Regions from separate parts of the Homo sapiens genome. Here all the other regions are linked to region 3. Evidence: chromatin loops called from intact Hi-C (ENCODE). Cell type or tissue: heart left ventricle. All regions are shown on one strand.

What was found. Hi-C counts contacts between places; a loop is a spot of excess contacts. Peaks named below come from ENCODE experiments on the same cell type or tissue, not always from the same donor. Only the 100,000 strongest peaks of a DNase experiment are listed, where the experiment ranks them.
Region 1: it touches region 3 in a loop (4-fold over the local background); 21 of 110 quality-filtered maps call a loop at or near these places.
Region 2: it touches region 3 in a loop (4-fold over the local background); 34 of 110 quality-filtered maps call a loop at or near these places.
Region 4: a loop joins it to region 3, with 5 times the contacts of the local background. A loop is called at or near these places in 33 of 110 quality-filtered maps.

Annotation. Positions count from the first base shown.
Region 1 is chr17:13,000,720-13,005,719 of GRCh38, forward strand. ELAC2 (elaC ribonuclease Z 2) reads right to left here. Exons shown (of 24, transcript NM_018127.7): 11 at 4,270-4,382; 12 at 2,760-2,855; 13 at 1,722-1,860; 14 at 1,555-1,640. Among named protein-coding and RNA genes, the nearest start is that of ELAC2, 15 kb to the right of the region's middle. In heart left ventricle, a CTCF peak has its summit at 2,569 (motif pointing left); a DNase peak (open chromatin) is centred at 2,582.
Region 2 is chr17:12,728,544-12,733,543 of GRCh38, forward strand. The region is part of intron 5 of MYOCD (myocardin); the gene reads left to right. Among named protein-coding and RNA genes, the nearest start is that of MYOCD-AS1, 25 kb to the left of the region's middle. In heart left ventricle, no CTCF peak of the experiment used is centred here; a DNase peak (open chromatin) is centred at 2,588; H3K27ac peaks cover 4,763 bases.
Region 3 is chr17:12,665,007-12,670,006 of GRCh38, forward strand. MYOCD (myocardin) reads left to right here and starts at 884. Exons shown (of 14, transcript NM_001146312.3): 1 at 884-1,237. The coding sequence starts at 1,183. In heart left ventricle, a CTCF peak has its summit at 2,553; DNase peaks (open chromatin) are centred at 625 and 935; H3K4me3 peaks cover 4,706 bases; H3K27ac peaks cover 5,000 bases; H3K27me3 peaks cover 1,129 bases.
Region 4 is chr17:12,740,058-12,745,057 of GRCh38, forward strand. MYOCD (myocardin) reads left to right here. Exons shown (of 14, transcript NM_001146312.3): 8 at 4,126-4,379. Among named protein-coding and RNA genes, the nearest start is that of MYOCD-AS1, 36 kb to the left of the region's middle. In heart left ventricle, a CTCF peak has its summit at 2,409 (motif pointing left); a DNase peak (open chromatin) is centred at 4,399; H3K4me3 peaks cover 751 bases; H3K27ac peaks cover 3,981 bases.

The DNA.
Region 1 (5,000 bases), 340 kb after region 3:
CAAAACGCAGAAGCCAGTTCGGCAGCTCTGCAGTGAGGCCTGAGATCCCACTTTCCTAGCAAGCCCCAGATCACACGGAGTGGCAACTCCTTGGACAGGCGGCTCTTCAACCTCGCTGAGCATTAAAATCATCTGGGAGCTTGTGAGTCCCAAGCCTAACTCTCAAGATTCTAATTCACTAGGTCTAGGGCAGGCCCTGTGCAATATTTTTCACAAGCACAAGGTAAATCTGAATGTCGGCTAGGGCTGTGTATCGCTGCTGTGTGTTAAGAGCCTGCGCAGATGCCAACAAAGGGACACCAGGTTCTTCAACCCCGTGATGTTGCCTGTGGGCCCGAGTCTTGCTAGTATAGTCTCTTAAAGGGCCCCAACTACCCAACCTCAACAGCACACAGCATCCAGTCATAATCCAGCACATGCTCTATTCTAATACAAATACTGTGGAGTGGGCAGGAAACTTAAAATCAAGGTTCAGATCCTTAAAAATTAAAACAGGCCGGGCACGGCTCACGCCTGTAATCCCAACACTTTGGGAGGCTGAGGTGGGTGGATCACCTGAGGTCAGGAGTTCGAGACCAGCCTGCCAACATGGTGAAACCCGTCTCTGCTAAAATTACAAAAAATTAGCCGGGCGTGGTAGCAGGCGCCTGTAATTCCAGCTATTCGGGAGGCTGGGGCAGGAGAAATGCTTGAACCCGGGAGGCGGAGGTTGCAGTGAGCTGAGATCACGCCATTGCACTCCAGCCTGGGCAACAAGAGTGAAACTCCGTCTCAAAAAAATAAATAAATAAATAAAATAAATAAATTAATTAATTAAAATAAAGATGTGGGGCAGTAAGGCTGTTCACTTTCCTGGTTGGATTGTACTGGAAGAGGCTTTCAAGATGGCATCTTACATTTATCAAGTACCTTAACAAGTCTCACACTCTGGGCCAGTAATCCCACATTTAGGAATGACTTGAAGGGAACAGAGTTCCCATCAAAGATTTATATATAAGACATTTATTGTTTCATTCATTAAAAACAACAAAAAATTGGAAACATCCCAAATGAGTAAACATCCCTATTTGGAATACCAATAAAAATCTTGTTACTTAAGACTGTTTAGTGATACAGGAAAAGACTGACAATATAAACCCACATACACAAATCAAGAAACACAAAATGTTATCAATCATTATCTCTGGGCAACAGGATTATGGGTGACTTTGTTCATCACACATTTCCTATTTTCTATACTGTGAAACACACGAGCTCTATCACTGCTATTCCCATGCAAGGCAATTTTGGAAAAGGAGAACTACTGGCCCCAATCCGCCCACCTCAACCCAGCCTGGAGTAGGCTGCTTTTCTAAATAAATTCACGCTGGCACACAGCCAAGCCCATTCATTAGCTTATTGTCCGTGTTTCTTTTGTGCTCAAAGCGGAGTTGAATAGTTACAACAGAGACCATATGGTCTGGAGAGCCTCCTGGAACATTTACTATGTGGCTATTTACAGAAATGTTTCCCAACTCGACTGAGACGATTCCATTAGTTCAAGATGGCACAGACCTCTGCCACTCCCTCCTGGGACGGAGCTGGTACTTGAGGAGGCATTCACCCTGAACCATGGGCACACTGAGGGTGGGGCCCTCCTTCTGAAAGAGACAAAACACATTCATGGAGAGAAAGAGAGGGGACGAGAGCTGGGCCGACAAGGGGCCGGTCTGAGACACTACCTTACAGCGGAAACTGGTGAGCAGGGGGAAGATGTCCGGGTGGATGAGGTTGAGCTGGGTTTGAATCTTGTGGCTGCGAAGGTTGTGAACTGAGGCACAGTTCTCATTCAGGACCAAGTGCTGGGTGTCAGGCCCAAACCTGTGAAGAAACAGACCCGGCATTTGCAGCGTCTGTTAGGAGGCAGCTCCCCCTGAGGAGTGGTGCTGAGCTCAGGAGTGGTAATGAGGATGAGGTGTTCAAACAGTTCAGTGACTTGCCCCAAGCAGTGTTACTACATGGCCAAACATGGTCCCACTCCTGCTGTCTCAAAGCCCGGTGTTCCCTAGCTCAGCTGCCTTTCAGGTGTGCTGGGAAGAGTGAGAGGAAAAACAAGAAAAAGAAGATGTCCAGGGCATACAAATAGGGGACCCAAACCCTGAGGAATGAAAGAGACAGCAGGAGAGCAGGCCATGGAGTGAGGGGCAGGTAAACGGGCCATGTGGGGAGATACGGGCAGGGGCCAAAAAGCAGCCCAAGGTCACCCCGCACCCGAGCTCAACTCATACTCCTCCACCTGGCCCTGGCCAGCGATGCCCCGAGGAAAAAGATGCCTTCCAGTGACTAAACATCTACCTCCCAGGGCTGCTGGCGACGACCCTAGAGGAAATGAAGTGAAATGAAGGGTATTTCACACACTGCCTCCCACAAAGTGGGCATTCAGTAAATGGAAGCTATCATTTTATAGCTGCAATCTCTTCTTTGGAATTCACTTATGGAATCCTCAACCAAACGGCAGTATTTGTTCAGACACCCTGAAGAGTGTGGAGGGTGTAAAATAAATGGAATCGTGTGGACACTGCGCCACCTAGCGGTGCATTTTCTTCACGAGTGTAGCACAGATCTGGGAAGCCTAGAATTCTGGGAAGGCAGGAATCCCACAGAAAGTTTAGGCAGGTGCAGAAGGGTAGGTAGCGCTGGAAAGAGCACGAGGGGAGGAAAGGGGAATCCACCACTGCCCAGAAGAGTTACCCCAAGTGCCGCTGGGCTGGGCTCCATACCTCTCCATCCACTGCTGGTACCTGCTGTCCACAAGCACAGATGCTGGGGCCATGTGAACCACCAAGGCCACGGGGGCATCTGCCTTTCCTTGGTACCTGGGCAGAAGAGTGGGGCTTTACAAAGTGATGCAGACTCAGGACACACCAAGACAGGGACCACGCAGCCAGGGAGGGGTATCGTGCGGCCCTCTGCAGCACTGCAGTGAGCTGACAGCCTCCACGCCCAGGCCATGCTCTCACAGCAGGCTGCTCACGGCAGACCCCGGTGCTGGGCCATTTCCAATGGACGTGGGATTCCTGTATCTGGCAAGCTCTGCTCTGGGCTTTCCAGTAGGCCTGGCTGATCCTTTCTCAGCACTGCACTTCCTTCCTACCCTCTCCACTCATACGGGTCCAACCTGCAAAGCCAGACCCAGGCTCTCCCTGCCTCCTCCTGCTCCCTCTCTCCTTCCTCTCTCACAGTCAAATTTCCTCGAATAAACCTCCTGCACCTCCAATGCCACCCTGGTGTCTGCCTTCCAGAGGACCTGAGACACAGGCACGAGAAATGAAAATCATCTGAAATTTCACCACCTGGACAACAGACCACTTACTAACATGCTGATGTGTTTCCCTCCAGTTCCCTTTAAAAAGAAATATACACAGTAGCTATTTTTATCTATCCCAGCATCATCACACATCCACACATGGCTCTCAAATGACACCTGATTCATTGAAGAGGTTTTGCTGCCCAAAACTGGATTAAAATACAAAGCCGGGGCTACCAGCGCATCCAAATTCACCCACAGAGAATAAAGCAGACCATGAAACAACTCCTAACGCTCTGACTCGGAAGGGGTACAGCAGCCCAAAAGGATTTGTTGTGGTAAGTAGAAAAAAACAAGTGAAAAAATACAGATAGATACAAACTAGGAACAGGAAAAATACAGGTAAACCATTAAGAGTGGGGGAAAAGATTCAAACTCAGATAGGTGGGTCAAAGATGATTCCATCTGGAATGAAAGCTGAACCGCAAAACTGGTTAACTTCGATAGAGGACAACAACAGAGTGGCAGTTAGCCCAAAAGACATTCCCCAGCTGTGAGTCCATCCCATAACACGGACTCTTGACCACGACAGTCTCACACACTCTGACCCACCTCATTTGTTTCAATGCAGGTAATGGAAGAAAATTAATTCAGTTCAAAATAATCCAAATGATAATCTGGGGCATTAGTTAGAATTCAAAAAAGTTCTAGAATTTCTTCTGGTATAAGAGCTGTAAGAGTTCTAGTTGAATTTCTAGTCCTCAGTTGTTTCTAGTTTTCAATCTTTTCTAATTTCACTTTGAGGCTGTGTACACCGGAGCCCACCAACTACCAACAGTGACTTAAGGCAGGAGTGCCGGCCTCTGAACTGTAAACCCAGATAGTGGTCTTCCCAGAAACACAGCTCTTGCCACAAGATGCCCATGTCGATGCTGGGCTGGGTTTCAGCTCTCACTTCTCCCACCCTAGAGACCCCTCATTACCTCTGAAAGGTGGCATTCTCACAGATGGGTTGAATGAAGCTTTCATCTGGACATTCTACCACCACAAAAGCAGCACCAGGATCTGGAGGAGTACACAGCTCTTCAGCCAAAATCTGCAAAACCAAATAAGCCCGCCCACTGGGGGTCACAGCTCAGCCACCAAACTGAACTGCCTTCAAGGCAACTGCTAACATGACATATCCTATCCAGTGAGCTGAGAGGTAAACAAAGCACAAAACCAACTTTACACATCACCATCAACACCCTTCTGGTCTCTTTGTGGATACCTAAACAGGTAACTGTCAGGTTGAGGCACTTCAGGCCTACACTGGCCAGGAAAGGAGGCTTGGCATTAAGGTTTTCTTCAGTCTGTGGCCACTGGTCCTAATGTCCTCAGAAGTCAGAGGAAATATCTTGACATAGAATACTGTGGCATTCCTCTGGACCATAAACCCCAGGCCCATCCATATGGGGTCTGTTGTTAGACACTGTCCTGAGCTCAAGTACCAAGGAAAGCATGCACCCTTTAAGGAGGACGGTGACTAGATCCTAAATGGACAATCTACAAAAATGCTCGAATGCAGCCGTGTTGACATGCGGGACAAACACAGATAAAAGAGGCCATTTTATCACTTAGCTGAGTGATGTCCAAACTGTTCCACGTCCTTCAAAAGTGGTGTCTGTAGGGCCTGAAGAAGACAGACTCTGCCCAGCATTTCAGACCCTACCTG
Region 2 (5,000 bases), 64 kb after region 3:
ATTTCAGCTCACCGCAACCTCTGTCTCCCGGGTTCAAGTGATTCTCCTGCCTCAGCCTCCCAAGTAGCTGGAATTACAGGCATCCACCACCATGCCCAGCTAATTTTGTATTTTTAGTAGAGATGGGGTTTCTCCACATTGGTCAGGCTTGTCTCGAACTCCCCACCTCAGGTGATCCACCCGCCTTGGCCTCCCAAAGTGCTGAGATTACAGGCGTGAGCCACCGTGCCCAGCCAGTCTTTTTAAAAAAAGAACCCGTGATTTAGAATATATAGCCCCATTGTCAAACCTAAATTTGTTCTTTTTATCACCATGACCGTTTCATGTAGAAAGCAATAATTCAGCCCCTCCGGGGCTGGTCCAGAAGTCACCCATTTCTATCATTTACATTTATAAAAGATCCTGTGCTAGTCACTGCTCACCAATGTGCCCCACGCTTAGACTTCATAACAAAACCCTCCTATTCACTAAGAATCTAGTCATTCTTCAGAGACACCAAAAGTCTTCACCCTCTCTGATCGTTCATTTTGAAGGCAGCTAGATAATAACCATGGCCCTGAGTGAGATGGTAGGGCTGTTTGCTTTGGCATAAAAAAGAACATTTTGCTTTGGCATAACTTTCTCATGAACAAAATCTATCATTCCATCATGAGAAATAATTTCCAAAGAGTAAACCACCCTTGGGGTAAAGAAACACACTGAGGCATACGTGACAAATACTTTGCTGAGGATGGTTCTGGGAAAGAGTTGGGCAAGAGAATCAGGGAGCTGGGAGTGTTGGAGCGTGTGGGAGTGGCGGGAGGAAAGGGTGAGCGCTGAGAGAGAAAGGAAGTGCCTGGAGTCTGCCTCTGCCGCCCTGTGAAGTAAGGGCTTTGCCTCTGTGGAAGCCATCTCAGGCATCATTGAGAGGTGGGCAGGGCATGCCCAGGTGGGAGCTGAAGTTGGAGAGAGGCCTCTAGAAATCTGAGGGCAGCTTGAGGCTCTGGGAGGGGCTGAGGAGCATCCTGTCAAAGAGAAAAGGGAGACAGGATAAAGCACTTTTTTTTTTTTGAGATGGAGTTTTTGCTCTTGTCGCCCAGGCTGGAGTGCAATGGCGCGATCTCTGCTCACTGCAACCTCCCAGGTTCAAACAATTCTCCTGCCTCAGCCTTCCAAGTAGCTGGGATTACAGGTGCGTGGCACCACACCTGGCTAATTTTTGTATTTTTAGTAGAGATGGGGTTTCACCATGTTGGCAAGGCTGATCTCGAACTCCTGACCTCGTGATCTGCCCGCCTTGCCTAATGTTATTTTTCATCCCTAGAGGATTCACCTCAAGAGCAACGCAGGGCAGGTATTTACACAGGTTAACTGCTTTTCCTGACTTGTGTGGCCCTAGGATCAGGTGTATCAAAAGACATGAAGATCATCCTGGGCAGCATAGTGACACCTCATCTTTACAAAAAAATTTAAAATTAGCCAGGCATACTGGTGCATGCCTGTAGTCCTAGTTACTCGGGAGGCTGAGGCAGGAGGATCACTTGAACCCAGGAGTTTGAGGCTGCAGTAAGCTATGATCAAACCACTGCACACCAGCCTGGGTGACAGAGTGAGACCCTATCTCTCAAAAAAAGGAAAAAAAAGGCCAGGCGTGGTGGCTCATGCCTGCAATCCCAGCACTTTGGGAGGCTGAGCGGTGGTGGATCACCTGGGATCAGAAGTTCGAGACCAACCTGACCAACGTGGAGAAACCCCATCTCTACTAAAAATACAAAATTAGCTGGGCATGGTGACAGGCATCTGTAATCCCAGCTACTTGGGAGGCTGAGGCAGGAGAATCGCTTGAACCTGGGAGGTGGAAGTTGCAGTGAGCCAAGATCGCGTCACTGCACTCCAGCTTGGGCGATGAGCGAAACTCCATCTCAAAAAAAAAAAAAAAAAGACATAAGGCAAATTTCTAAAGTGCCAGGGATCTGAGTAAAAAAAATTAGTCATTCCAACATCTACCTATTATGCCATTTCCATAATAAAAGCATCTGATCGCTTTCCAGAGCAGTGAGTTCTGACTTTGGTTAGATAGTCCAATCAGTCTGTAGACTATGACATGCTAAATCTATGCAAATGTCTTTAGGCAACAGCTACACTGAAACTATAGCTACCTTTCTGTGTACGACTTTCTCCCTTAGGACACAAATTTTGCTTCAGTCTCTTCCAGGATGTCAGGAGGTAGTCTGTCCATGATTTAAAATAGCTTCTATTGCAGTGGACCGGGCCAGCTCACAGGTTGATAAGGAAGGAGGCGCATTTTCATATTCTACTTCATGGTTTCCTGCCCTTGGTGTGGGTCTTCACAGAAAGGTAACTAGGATTCCAATTATCTTGCTTTAATCTTGGCATTTTAAATGTTTATGCAAAGAAAGTACAGCTGACTCATTCATCTGATCACTTCCAAGAGGGAGAGGAGAGGCTCCGAGTCACCAGCCCAAGATCCCCAAGGGGCCAGTGCCCAGAGCCAGTCCTGCGAGCATAGCCAGAGGATGATGTCAGGGCTTCCCAAAGCAGGTCCTTGTCATCACAGCCCCGACGCGTCTGCAGGGACAATAGCCAGCACACCGCTCTCCATCAGCTCCCAGCCAGCCTCATGCTGGGGAAGATTGGAGCGGAGGCCCAGGGTCACACCACGGAGCCAGGAGACTTGGTCATTCCAGAGGCAGTCAGATAAGGTGACCTTTGTCCCTCTCTGCATGGGCTTGGCTTGAACCAGGAAGGAGAGGGAGTGGCATGCCAGCCTTTCCACCCACACTCCTCCTACTCTGAGGAAGGGCCGCCTTTGCTTTCCCAGAAGGAACCTCTCAGGACCAACCAGTTTTTCTGGTTCTGGAGTTGTGCTGACCTTTGCAAAGCTGACCAGAGGATAAACTGCCTCCCGGGTGGTCTGTTTATTTTTGATGATGTTAAACTTGAGACAAACAGATGCTCCTACCAAAAACAATAGCAACAATAGCAACAATAACAGCAAGAAATTATTAATCACTTACACGTCAGGAACTGGGCCCAGTGCTTTCCATATGTTATTACCTAATCCTCGAAACCCTGAAAGCTAGCTATTATGATGATGATTCCCATTTTATAGATGGGGAAACTGAGGCTCAGAGAGGTCAAATAACTTGCCAACTGTCACGCTATCCCTGAACTGGTAGAACCAAAAAGCAAACTCAAATGCGTCTGACTCCAGAACCCAGGGCCTTGTGGGCCACACCGAACACCACAGGAGGTGTTCATGCCAAAAGGAAGCCACTGCTATGTACTTACAGGAGCCCCTCCACTGTTAAGGTTTTTCCCATCAACAGCGACGAGCTAAGTCTATAGCTGTGTCTGGGCTCCCTGCCCTTTCCCTCATCTTCTGCCCTGGCAGTGGCAAATCTAAACCAGTCACTTGTAGCCCTGAAAGAGTGGTGATTGACAGGGGCCCCCATGGTGAGATCTTGTGGCCTGGACAGCGACCAGTGGTCCTCAGTGCAGCTGTCAGTATGTTCTAACTTGGCACATTGTGCTTTTTAGATACCGGAGAGGAGTCATATTTGGGGCCTTGGCACTCATCCTGGTTGTTTACGCAGGTGTAAACCCGTACGCGGGATGTAGTTCCATGCACTCATGGTTTCCTCATTTCATTGACTTAAGCAAGGGAGACTCCTACAAGCAATGTCTCTCCAGGGGTTGGCTCCTAAAATAGCCCTCTCCCCTGGCTGAAAGCACTTCTTTGTCATCCTCCCCAACCCAAGCATGCTAATGGCCACTCTATCATTTCTCGTCCACACGCCCCATCCTTTCATTGTCAGACGCGCCCCTCTCCCTTTCTGCTGTCCTGTCCACCGCTGACAGTCACTTCAGGCTCCATTCAATCCCACCTCCTCCGGGAGGCTTCTTGGACAACTTCGCATCGCTGTCTCCTCTCTGTAACCACCACCAGCACTCACCAGGCAGTCTGGCCCGTGACAGATTCTCTGATTGTGTCCCATCCAGATACAAGGATCTCCTTTCTCATGGTTTTCTGTCTCTTCTCTTAGCCATATCTTATCTGATCACACCTCAGCTTGTCTCTGCTCCTCTTAAAATGGGAAGGCTGGAGTTAAACGCAACAATTTAGGAATGCTCCGTCCAGCCCTGGGGAAAGGGGGATTGATTACCTACACCTTTATTCCAGATACTCAACTTCTAGACTTTTCGACATCATTCTTGTGCTTCGACCTGGGGTCACCAAATGCCAGGTGTCAGAGTGGAAAGGGCTGATTCACTGGTAGTAACTTCAGGGCTGCAACAATCTTTCCACCCCTTTACTGAGGCAAGTCCGAATTAAATTCATCGGGACTCTCCCTTCCCAGAATCTCCTGCCTTCTTTGTTCCTCAAAAGCAAGATGTCACAGTCAGTCCCTCAGATCTCAAAAATTCAGCTATTTTGTGGAATTCTGGAGACAGCCTTAGCATATGACCTATGTATACGAAGTAGGCTGGGCGCGGTGGCTCACGCCTATAATCCCAGCACTTTGGGAGGCTACAGCAGGTGGATCACGAGGTCAGGAGATCGAAACCATCCTGGCTAACACAGTGAAACCCTGTCTCTACTAAAAATACAAAAAATTAGCCAGATGTGGTGGCAGGTGCCTGTAGGACCAGCTACTTGGGAGGTTGAGACAGGAGAATTACTTGAACCCGGGAGGTGGAGGTTGCAGTGAGTCGAGATTGTGCCACTGCACTCCAGCCTGGGCAACAGAGCAAGACTCCATCTCAAAAAAAAAAAAACAACCAAATAGTAGAGATGTTGGTCATTTTCTGTGTTACCCCTGCCCTACCTATCCCCCAATCAACCAAGCAGGTTGATGATGTACCATAAACCATACAATGGCTTCACCTGCTGACTTCCAGGAAAGATGACTAATTCTGCCACCCCCTCTACCAGGTGAGTCTGAGATTCCAACGGCTGATACTGTGGTCCTAGTTCAGTCTCAAAATAACTGGGTAGA
Region 3 (5,000 bases):
TTTCCCCTAAGGAGAGACTCATTCGCAGGCAAAGTTTTTGAGCCTTCCCAAGCTAAGCCCAGCCCGAGCTCTGACTTGCCCCCTGCTCCAGAGCCCCTCCCTATTTAGAGCCCAGTAGGTTTTTCACTCCAACTCAGGTATCTTTTCCCATTCCCTCGGGGTTGTGAGGTGGGAGCGTTGTGTCGCAGCTGGATCTCCAGATGCGCCGTGTCACATTTGTCCCCCCAAAAAGCATATCCTAGAAAATGAAAGCCTTTCCATTTCCCCGTGGAAATGCATCTAAGTCCAGTATTGGAGCTGCGAGATACAGAATCGTCTCTGCCAGTGCCCTGAGCCCCTCAAACCGAGGGGAATGCGTGGGCTTCGGTCCGTCGGAAGCTTTTCTTCTCAGGGGTCCAGCTTATTTCCAAATTGCCCCGCGTGAACTGTCCCGCGGGCGCGCACGCCCTTTCGCGCAGCCTTTGCAGCCGGCTGGCGGGAGATCCCGGCCGCTTCCCTTTCGCCGGCAGAAGCCCGGCCGGGGAAGCCCCGGCTGCGCACGCCCATCCCCAGGACCTCGGAGCTCCCAGCGGCTGCCGCAGCCCCGCGAACCACCTGCAAGCCCCGCGGCGTCGCAGCCCTTCCTTCTTTCCTCCGGGCATCCGCTCTTTAGCTCGCGCCCCTCTCCCAGATTCCCGACCCCTGGCCCTGCTCCCGCCCTCTGTGCCTCGGCGGCTGCGGGGCCCGCCGCAAAGAGTTAAGAGCCGGTTCCCGAGACGGCTTCGGCGGCTCCGGGTCCCCAGACCCCGCTCGCCGCTCCTGATTGGCTGAGCGCCTGTCAGTAGTAAAGGGTATCAGATGGCAAAGTTGGGACCTTCATAAAGGCGTGGTGGCGATTCTCCGCAATCGCCGGCAGCCTATGACATCAGACAGGAACGCCTGGGATGCCGCGCTGCTCCTGGCCAACCTCCGAGGAGGAGGAGGGTCCCGCCGGCTAAGAGTTAATTAGCCCCGCACGGCGAGGGGGGAGGCGCCAGTTTTCTGGGGACACTGGCTGCCACTGTACTCCTACCCAGGGGAGCTCACGGAGAGTTGGATGAATTCTGGGTTGTTAGCTGCGGTCAGCTGGGCTCCCGGGAGCCTGTTGCTGGTGGAGAACAGGGGGCGCCTGGCCAAGGGACCAGCGGCTTGCTGAGACTCAACATGACACTCCTGGGGTCTGAGCATTCCTTGCTGATTAGGAGCAAGTTCAGATCAGGTAGGGCTAAGGCATTTAGCATTCCTTCTTAAACTTTCCTCTTCTGCAATTCTCAACTCTAGAACTGCTTTCCAATAAATGTTTCAAAGCCTGCCAGGTCTACCTCAACTTTGTTCCCCAAAAGCACATTGTGGAAGCGAAGAGTTTTGTTTGACTTTGGGGGCCTTTCGTGTCTTCCGTTGTAAGTGCTTTGGGTGGTCGAGTGTGGTTGTTCATCTGTGAAAAGGCCAATCCTTTTATTTTATTTTCTCTGCATCTATGAATAGAAATTTTGGAGGGGTACATTCAGAGGGAGCAACTTTGGAAATGAACAAATAAGGGATTTCAAGTTTGGAAGCTGCGTAGTATCGGTTATAATCGCTGAGAAGATGAACCTGATGTTGTGTGTTAGGTACAGGGGTCACTTAAAATGTAGCTAATCCAAACAAATGTATTTCCCAAAAAAAGTCACTTGGGGGAAGTAAAAATAGCAAATTTGGAGCACACCAAGTATTTAAAATGACATCACTGTAGAAAAAAAAAGAAAGCCCAGTGCCACAAATATTTTTTCCCAAACCATCTGATATTTATAAATAGAGAATTTCCCCCAAAATTTCTGTGTTAGTGGCACATGGAGAAACTTCTCAAAGGACGCTGAGTGGAGGTGAGTGGAAGGGAGAGACGGGAGCTCTAACCGCTTCTCCAGAAGGGCTTGTACACGCGCCCATGGAAGGTGTCTGTGTGGGTCTCCACGTTTAGACAAAGCAACACTTGACTTCTGAAGTTATTTTTCAGTAGCTCTGTGTATAATGTTGGTTTTAGAAAACTGGTTAACAACACACTCAACAATGTAGGACTTCTACTTAGATTGATGACTTTTAGGAGAACTCTGATGTGAACATTAGACATAACAGGTGTCAGAAAGATGCTGGCATAGGTTGCTAAGCTAAAGTTTCCTTAGCCCTTCTACATGGGGCCAACTCAGTTGTTTCACTTGGGATGGATGGTTCAAAAAGGAAAAATGTAGATGCTGGGAGGTAAGGTTCATCTGTGACTTTCTTAGATGCCCTTGGTTTTTAGATGCCTGTGGAGTCAACTGGAGATTTTCTTAGGATCTTCATTGTTGATGCAAGTTGAAAACTCAAGAGCTTAGGCGGTCACAAGTCTCACTGCCCCTGAAGCTCTGGGATGAGTCCGCCAGCCACTGGGGTCGGCAGTGGATTAAGTCCTTCCTTTCCTTTCCATGGTGAGGTGAGGCGGTTGATCTGTTAACCAGCTAGAGACCTCACCACTGCGTTGTATTCGGTCAAAACTGTAAGGCAACACTGCCACCTTTCTGAAGAAGAGAGGATGTAGATTTGTTTTCTATGAGGCTGCATTCATTTCAAATGCTTCCTTGCCAGTTTAAATGTGGAGGGTCTGGGGGTGCTGGTTTGTCTCTAAAAGGATCTGGTGATGTACTTGATAGTAGACTTGCAAAACGCTTATCAATCCCTCCTTCAGCTAAAGTGCAGTGGAGAGGGAAGTCAGTTTTTGCCACACTCCCAACTTCCATCTCAGTGGATTTGTGGAGTCCTGGTGTCTCCTAAGTAGACCCTGAAGACCCTGATCCTGGAGCTTCAGAGAATTCCAGCCTCACTTTTTTTAAAGTTGTGCAGGCTTTTGTGTCATAAGGAAAGGTAGCTTCGGGAAAACATGATATCACAGCAGAAGCAGGCATCCTTAATCCTCCCGTCATTGATAAACAGGGAATCTGGAGTCTGAGATGCAAACATTGATAGTCTCTTGACAGACAAGAGAAAAAAAACAAGTGGAATGTAAAACTTAGAAAATGTAATGTTTGAATGGAGGTTATTCTTTCTGGATGTAATTACTACTATGGCTGTGCCAGCACTGAGGTCGCAGCATGCTAACAAGAGGGCCTCTCTTTAAGAGAATGTCTTTTATTTTGTCACCAACAGTGAATAAGGGCCTTGACTTTATTTTGATTTCTCTCTCTCTCTTTCACTGTTTTCCCTTCTCTTTCATCATCTTCTTCTCCTCCTTCTCTTTCAAAAGCAACTCAAACAGTAAACTCATAAAACTGTTTCTATCTCACTGCGAATATTTGCTTTGATAGTAGATCGTGGTATTATGTATTCCATTAAACATATTTCAAAAAATAAATGCAACAGAACCATTCTCTGATTACAGCAACAGACCCACTGTGACGGGGTTTATTTATAGGTGAGCAGATAACTGCTTTTACTCTGAAATCATCATCGATGTCAACCATGGCCGACCAACTTTCTATAAGCTGTATTTGAGTGACCTCGTGATTAAGGACAAAATTGTGCTACAGCAGCAGTAAGCTCTGAAAGTTTACATGTATGAACATGTTTAGTGATATAAACTCATTTGAGAAGCCAAAGGGTGTCCTGGTTGAGTGCGTGGGTCTCGGGGGCCAGACTAGCTGGGTTTTTCATAGTGGTCTCTGCTTACTAGCTACATGACCCTGAGCGTTAGGTAAATTACATAATTCTCTGTGCCTCAACTTGCCTCACCTGAATAAAGAGGATGACTATAGGGTCATTGTGAGAATTAAATGTGAAGTAGAGAACTTCGAAAATGCCCAGGCCTTAGAAGGCTCTTACAAAACATTTTTCTATTATTAATATTGATGTGCAGTGGGACCGGCGGTTGGTCAGTTTCTCTGTCTCAGTTATTTAATCGGTAAATGTTGAGGTTGGATTAGGCAATGTCTTAGACCCCTTTGGTAACATTTTATCATTCTCTGAAAACACATAAAGATTGACTGGGAACAAGTGTAACTGTGATTGTGCTGTGTGGCAATTGTGTGTGAAGGAGAGGCAGTTTTACATGAATGTAGTAATTTGTGCTGATTTTAAACTAATCACATTTTTACAGTTTTTAATCTTCTCATGTTGTTTATTCAATATCTAATCAGTGTCACTATCAACAGTTCTCCTCCATATCAATCCTTGTGTCCTACAAAACACACAGGGAGGTACGTATGTGTGCCACACACAGGCACACACAGCCCTCAGACATAAAGGATCAAAAGTGGAGAGAGAGATCCATGAATGGATGTTGCTTCTAAAGAATCATTGTGTTTCTTTTGCTTCTCTCTCTCTCTTTCCCACTTCCCCATCTTAAACCGCGCAAACAGAGGCAAAGTCTGGCAATTGCCATGAACTTGACCCCACCCCCACAAATATAACCTTGTTCAGTTTAGCAAATAAAAATACAGAATGCTCAGTTCAATGTGAATTTCCAAGCAATAGTGATTACTTTTTCACTATATAGCAGTACTTGGGACATACTTTTCTCTGAAATCCAAATTTCACTAGGCCCTGTTATTCTTTTTGGCAACCCTACCTACAATCTGAGTGTTTTTTGTTGTTTTTTTTTTCTGAGACGGAGTCTCGCTCTGTTGCCCAGGCTGGAGTGCAGTGTCACGATCTCGGCTCACTGCAAGCTCCGCCTCTGGGGTTCACGCCATTCTCCTGCCTCAGCCTCCTGAGTAGCTGGGACTACAGGTGCCCGCTACCACGCCCGGCTAATTTTTTGTATTTTTAGTAGAGACAGGGTTTCACCATGTTGGCCAGGATGGTCTCGATCTCTTGACCAATCCGAGTGGTTTTTGATCAACACTTTCTGCTGCCCCATCCAATATCCTATCAAGCTCTTGAGATTCTCTGGGTCCCCAAGGACTCCCCAAAATGCAAAACTTGTACTTTAGGCATGAAAGCAGAAAACTCCAGATGGGGTGGGGGTACCATGA
Region 4 (5,000 bases), 75 kb after region 3:
CCCGAGTATCTGGGACTACAGGCTCCCGCCACCATGCCCGGCTAATTTTTTGTGTTTTTCATAGAGATGGGGTTTCACTGTGTTAGCCAGGATGGTCTTCATCTCCTGACCTCATGATCCACCTGCCTTGGCCTTCCAAAGTGCTGGGATTACAGGCGTGAGCCACTGCGCCCGGCCCTTTAGTGGCGATTTCGGAGATTGTAGTGCACCCGTCACCTGAGCAGTGTACACTGTACACAATACGGAATCTTTTATCCCTCACCCCACTCCCAATCTTCCCCCAATCCCCAAATTCCATTACATAATTCTTACGCCTCTGCATCCTCATAGCTTAGTTCCCACTTATAAGTGAGAACACATGATACTTGGTTTTCCATTCCTGAGTTACTTCACTTAGAATAATGGCCTGCAGCTCCATCCAAGTGGCTGCAAAAGACATTATTTCATTCCTTTTTATGGCTGAGTAGCATTCCATGTTGTATATGTACCACATTTTCTTTATCCACTTGTTGGTTGATGGGCACTTCGGTTGGGTCCATATCTTTGCACTTGCGACTCGTGCTTCTATAAACACCAGCATCGCATCTCACAGTACACAGGCTGCTCTCTCTTCAGTTAATTGCCTGGTAATCATGTGGCCTTCTTTATAATGTTTTATCCCAAATAACTTCCCTTTGTGTTCCTTTTTTTTTTCTTTTGAGATGGAGTTTCACTCTTGTTGCCCAGGCTGGAGTGCAGTGGCGTGATCTCAGCTCGTCGCAACCTCCGCCTCCCAGGTTCAAGTGATTCTCCTGCCTCAGCCTCCCCAGTAGCTGGGAGTATAGGTGCACACCACCATGCCTGGCAAATTTTGTATTTTTAGTAAAGACGGGGTTTCTCCATGTTGGTCAGGCTGATCTTGAACTCCTGACCTCAGGTAATCCACCTGCCTCAGCCTCCCAGAGTGCTGGGATTACAGGCGTAAGCCACCGTGCCTGGCCTATACCCAAATAACTTCCAACTGATTTGGGAACACGTTTTCTCAGCTCGAGTGCCACCACTTAATGAATGTTAAAATGACTCTTACGGGACTTAAAAAAGATTGTAAATTGAAGTAAAAATCAATGATATAGTAACAGTTTTATGGTCTAATGGATGATAGACACTTCAGTTTGCCAATAAGGCTCCCCCACCAAACCACAAGAGCTTAAACCCAGCTGACAATTCACTCAGCTCAACAGGTCGGAAATTATGTGACTATCAATGCATTTTGTTCATTGCAGGGGAAGGAGGAGGAGATGAGTCCCGTTATTTCTAAAGCTGAGTATAAAAAGAAATGTTATTCATATTTCTATCACAGTATTTAAATTTTGCATAATTTAAGTTAGCAGTGGAGCATGGTGGCTCACGCCTGTAATCCCAGCACTTTGGGAGGCCGAGGCGGGCAGATCACCTGAGGTCAGGAGTTCGAGACCAGCCTGGCCAATATGGTGAAACCCCGTCTCTACCAAAAAATACAAAAATTAGCCGGACGTGGTGGCGTGTGCCTGTAATCCCAGCTACTCAGGAGGCTGAGGCAGGATAATCGCTTGAACCCAGGAGGGGGTGGTGGCAGTGAGCCGAGATCGCAGTCACTGCACTCTAGCCTGGTCGACAGAGCGAGACTCTGTATATATATATAAAAAAAAAAAAAATTAGCAAAGCCTTCAACCTCACTGTAGTAGAAAGTATGATAGAAGCCCAGGAGATGAACAGATCGCTTTCTGTGAAAAAGGCGATTCTTACAGACACCCAGCTGGTCCCGGCAGGCTGGTTGTTTGTAGAAGAGCCATCATTTCTTCTGCTTGGTCAACAAACACAAAAACCTTAGTGTCCCCTGGGCTCAAAAAGAGAATAGTAATAGTAGCCTTTACCCCAGACTATCCAGAGTAAATGGTCCGATTTCAGTATCTTCTGGAATGTGCTAAGGCAACATAGAGAAAAAAAGCTCCTGGACCTCCGACTTAGCTGCGGGACCCTGCCAGGGCTGCAGCTCCCATCCTCCCCAGACAAGGCAAGCCTCAGAATGAGGCGACAACAGCAGCTGGTCTGGAGCAGGCCAGGGCAGAGCTGGTTTCGGGAGCCCTGCAGAAACTCTCCAAGGACAGAAGACTGATTAACTAACTAGAATGCTAATCGATTAGTAAGCAGAGAGAAACGGAGCCACCAAACACACCCAACTACTTGTGTTCATTATTCATTAGTCGCCAGGAAGAAGTCTCTTTGGAAAACAAAAGAGCCTTTGGGGGTGCATTGCGCTGAGTCCAAGTGAGTTGTAAGCTCCTTTGGATAAGGTCACATTCAGATGTGTAGTTTGTGGTTGAAGTGGGGAACCTGCCAAGTCAGAATATGCTTGCCAGCTGTTCAGGAGCCCCCTCTTCTGGACACCGGTGGAAACACACTTTCCTTCCAATGTTCCCCCAAATCCTAGCTCACTCGTGGTCATGACATCCGTGTTCTTCATTTCAACCTTCTGTAATAAAGTCAGGGTTTGAAAATTATTTTTTTTTTTTGAGGCGGAGTCTCGCTCTATCACCCAGGCTGGAGTGTAGTGGCGCAATCTCGGCTTACTGCAACCTCCACCTCCTGGGTTCAAGCTATTCTACTGCCTCACCCTCCCGAGAAGCTGAGACTACAGGCATCTACCACCAAGCCCAGCTAATTTTTTGTATTTTTACCAGAGACAGGGTTTCACCATGTTGGCCAGGCTGGTCTCGAACTCCTGACCTCAAGTGATGCGCCCACCTCCGCCTCCCAAAGTGCTGGGATTACAGGCATGAGCCACCGCGCCCGGCCTGAAAATTACTTTTTTTTAACCTGATAACAGGATGGACCCATTCCTTCCTAATATACAAAGGTCTTTTATTTCAGGAGCAGGTTATAGACATAATTACCTGTTCATTGACTACCTGTTATTATTTCAATATTATCTTTTATAGTCTTTATATTGATTAGTGAGAGAAAAAGTAAAGAATATTTTCTCCAACTTGCAGGTGAGGAAACTGAGATGTATTAAAGTTAAGTAATTGTACCACTTTCAAAAATTTGTCTTATCTTCCAAGACTATACCCTTAACTTCCTGATTCAGTGTGTCCAAATCATGCAATACATGCTTTGGGTTCCAACTCTGGGAAGTGTTCCAGTTAGGTGGATAACCCTTCCCATAATAAGTAAAGTGTCCTTATTTCAAAAGGTGTTACTTCCTGATCTTTCATCGGTATTTGGCAGGCAGGCGAGAGGGTGTTCAGCAGGCAGATAGGCAAGGTTTATCTTACTTTCAGCTCAAAGCAACAAATAACCACATTCTAGATTTTCAAAGAAAATCTTAGTTTTATCTTAGTTTATGTCATTAATAAGTCGACTTATTAAGTGTTTAACTAAAAGTGACTGCACATATGCATATGAAAGTTCTTTTTTTTTTTTTTTTTTTTTTTGAGATGGAGTTTCGCTCTTGTTGCCCAGGCTGGAGTGCAATGGCGTGATCTCGGCTCACTGCAACCTCTGCCTCCTGGGTTCAAGCAATTCTCCTGCCTCAGTTTCCCGAGTAGCTGGGATTACAGGCGCCTGACACCACACCTGGCTACTTTTTGTATTTTTTGTAGAGAAGGGGTTTCACCGTGTTGGTCAGGCTAGTCTCGAACTCATGACTTCAGGTGATCCACCCGCCTCGGCCTCCCAAAGTGTTGGCATTGGCATTACAGGTGTGAGCCATCGCTCCCAGCCATGAAAGAACTTTCTACAAGTAGTCTCAAGATCAGAATGCAACCTTTGTTAGGTCATCAGTTGGTTTTAGGTTAGGAGAATGCACTCATTGAAACACAGGATTACATTTTGCTGTACTCCAGAAAGGAAAAACTCTGGAGCTGCTTCTAAGATTCAACATTCCCTGTCTAAGGAGTGTCCTTCCAGTGTGATACATTTGCAATGGATTTGTTCATTAGCAACGTTAGTGTCCTAGGAGCTCTTTGTACATCATGCCTTTGCTATATTATATTTCTGAGATCCAAGAATGGCCATCAGACAAAACTGCCTCACAACGTGTCCATGATGCAAAATCATTCTCAGCCATCACCTAAAGCACATGCAATTTCCTCATCTTCTTTGCAGTCCAAATCCTTGGGTGACAGTAAGAACCGCCACAAAAAGCCCAAGGACCCCAAGCCAAAGGTGAAGAAGCTTAAATATCACCAGTACATTCCCCCAGACCAGAAGGCAGAGAAGTCCCCTCCACCTATGGACTCAGCCTACGCTCGGCTGCTCCAGCAACAGCAGCTGTTCCTGCAGCTCCAAATCCTCAGCCAGCAGCAGCAGCAGCAGCAACACCGATTCAGCTACCTAGGGATGCACCAAGCTCAGCTTAAGTAAGTCCGGCAAGGCTGGGAGGGTGGCTGTGGGCAGAGGTTGGGAAGGGTGTCTATTAATATCTATCTGCCAGCACCATGGGGCCTAGCAAGTCCTGTATTGCACCATTTCCTCATCCAGTATGTTTGGAAGGTGACTCAATTTAGAAACTATGCACACCTTTTCAGAGCCGTAAGACTGGGAGGAAGCAAATACAGGGCCCTCTATATCTGCAGATGTATTCCAAACCCTCATTGGATCCCTGAAACCTCAGAGAGTACTGAACTCTACATATACTGTATTTTTCTTAGGCATATATACCTGTGATAAGGTTTCACTTATAAATTAGGCACAGTGAGAGAATAACAATAATAGCTAGCAATAATGTAGAACAATTATAGCAAGATACTGTAATAAAAGGTATCTGGATGTGGTGGTTTCTCTCTCAAAATAACTTATTGTACTGGACACAACTATTTTTGAACTGCAGTTGACCTCAGGTAACTGAAATCTTGTAAAGTGAAACTGCCAATAGGTGGAGGGACTGCTATAAATCAATGCCCTTGATAAGAGGCCCCTTTGGGGAAAAGGAAAGTATTAGCACTTTCAAGTTGGACTATGGAAAGTCTAAGAATGTGATA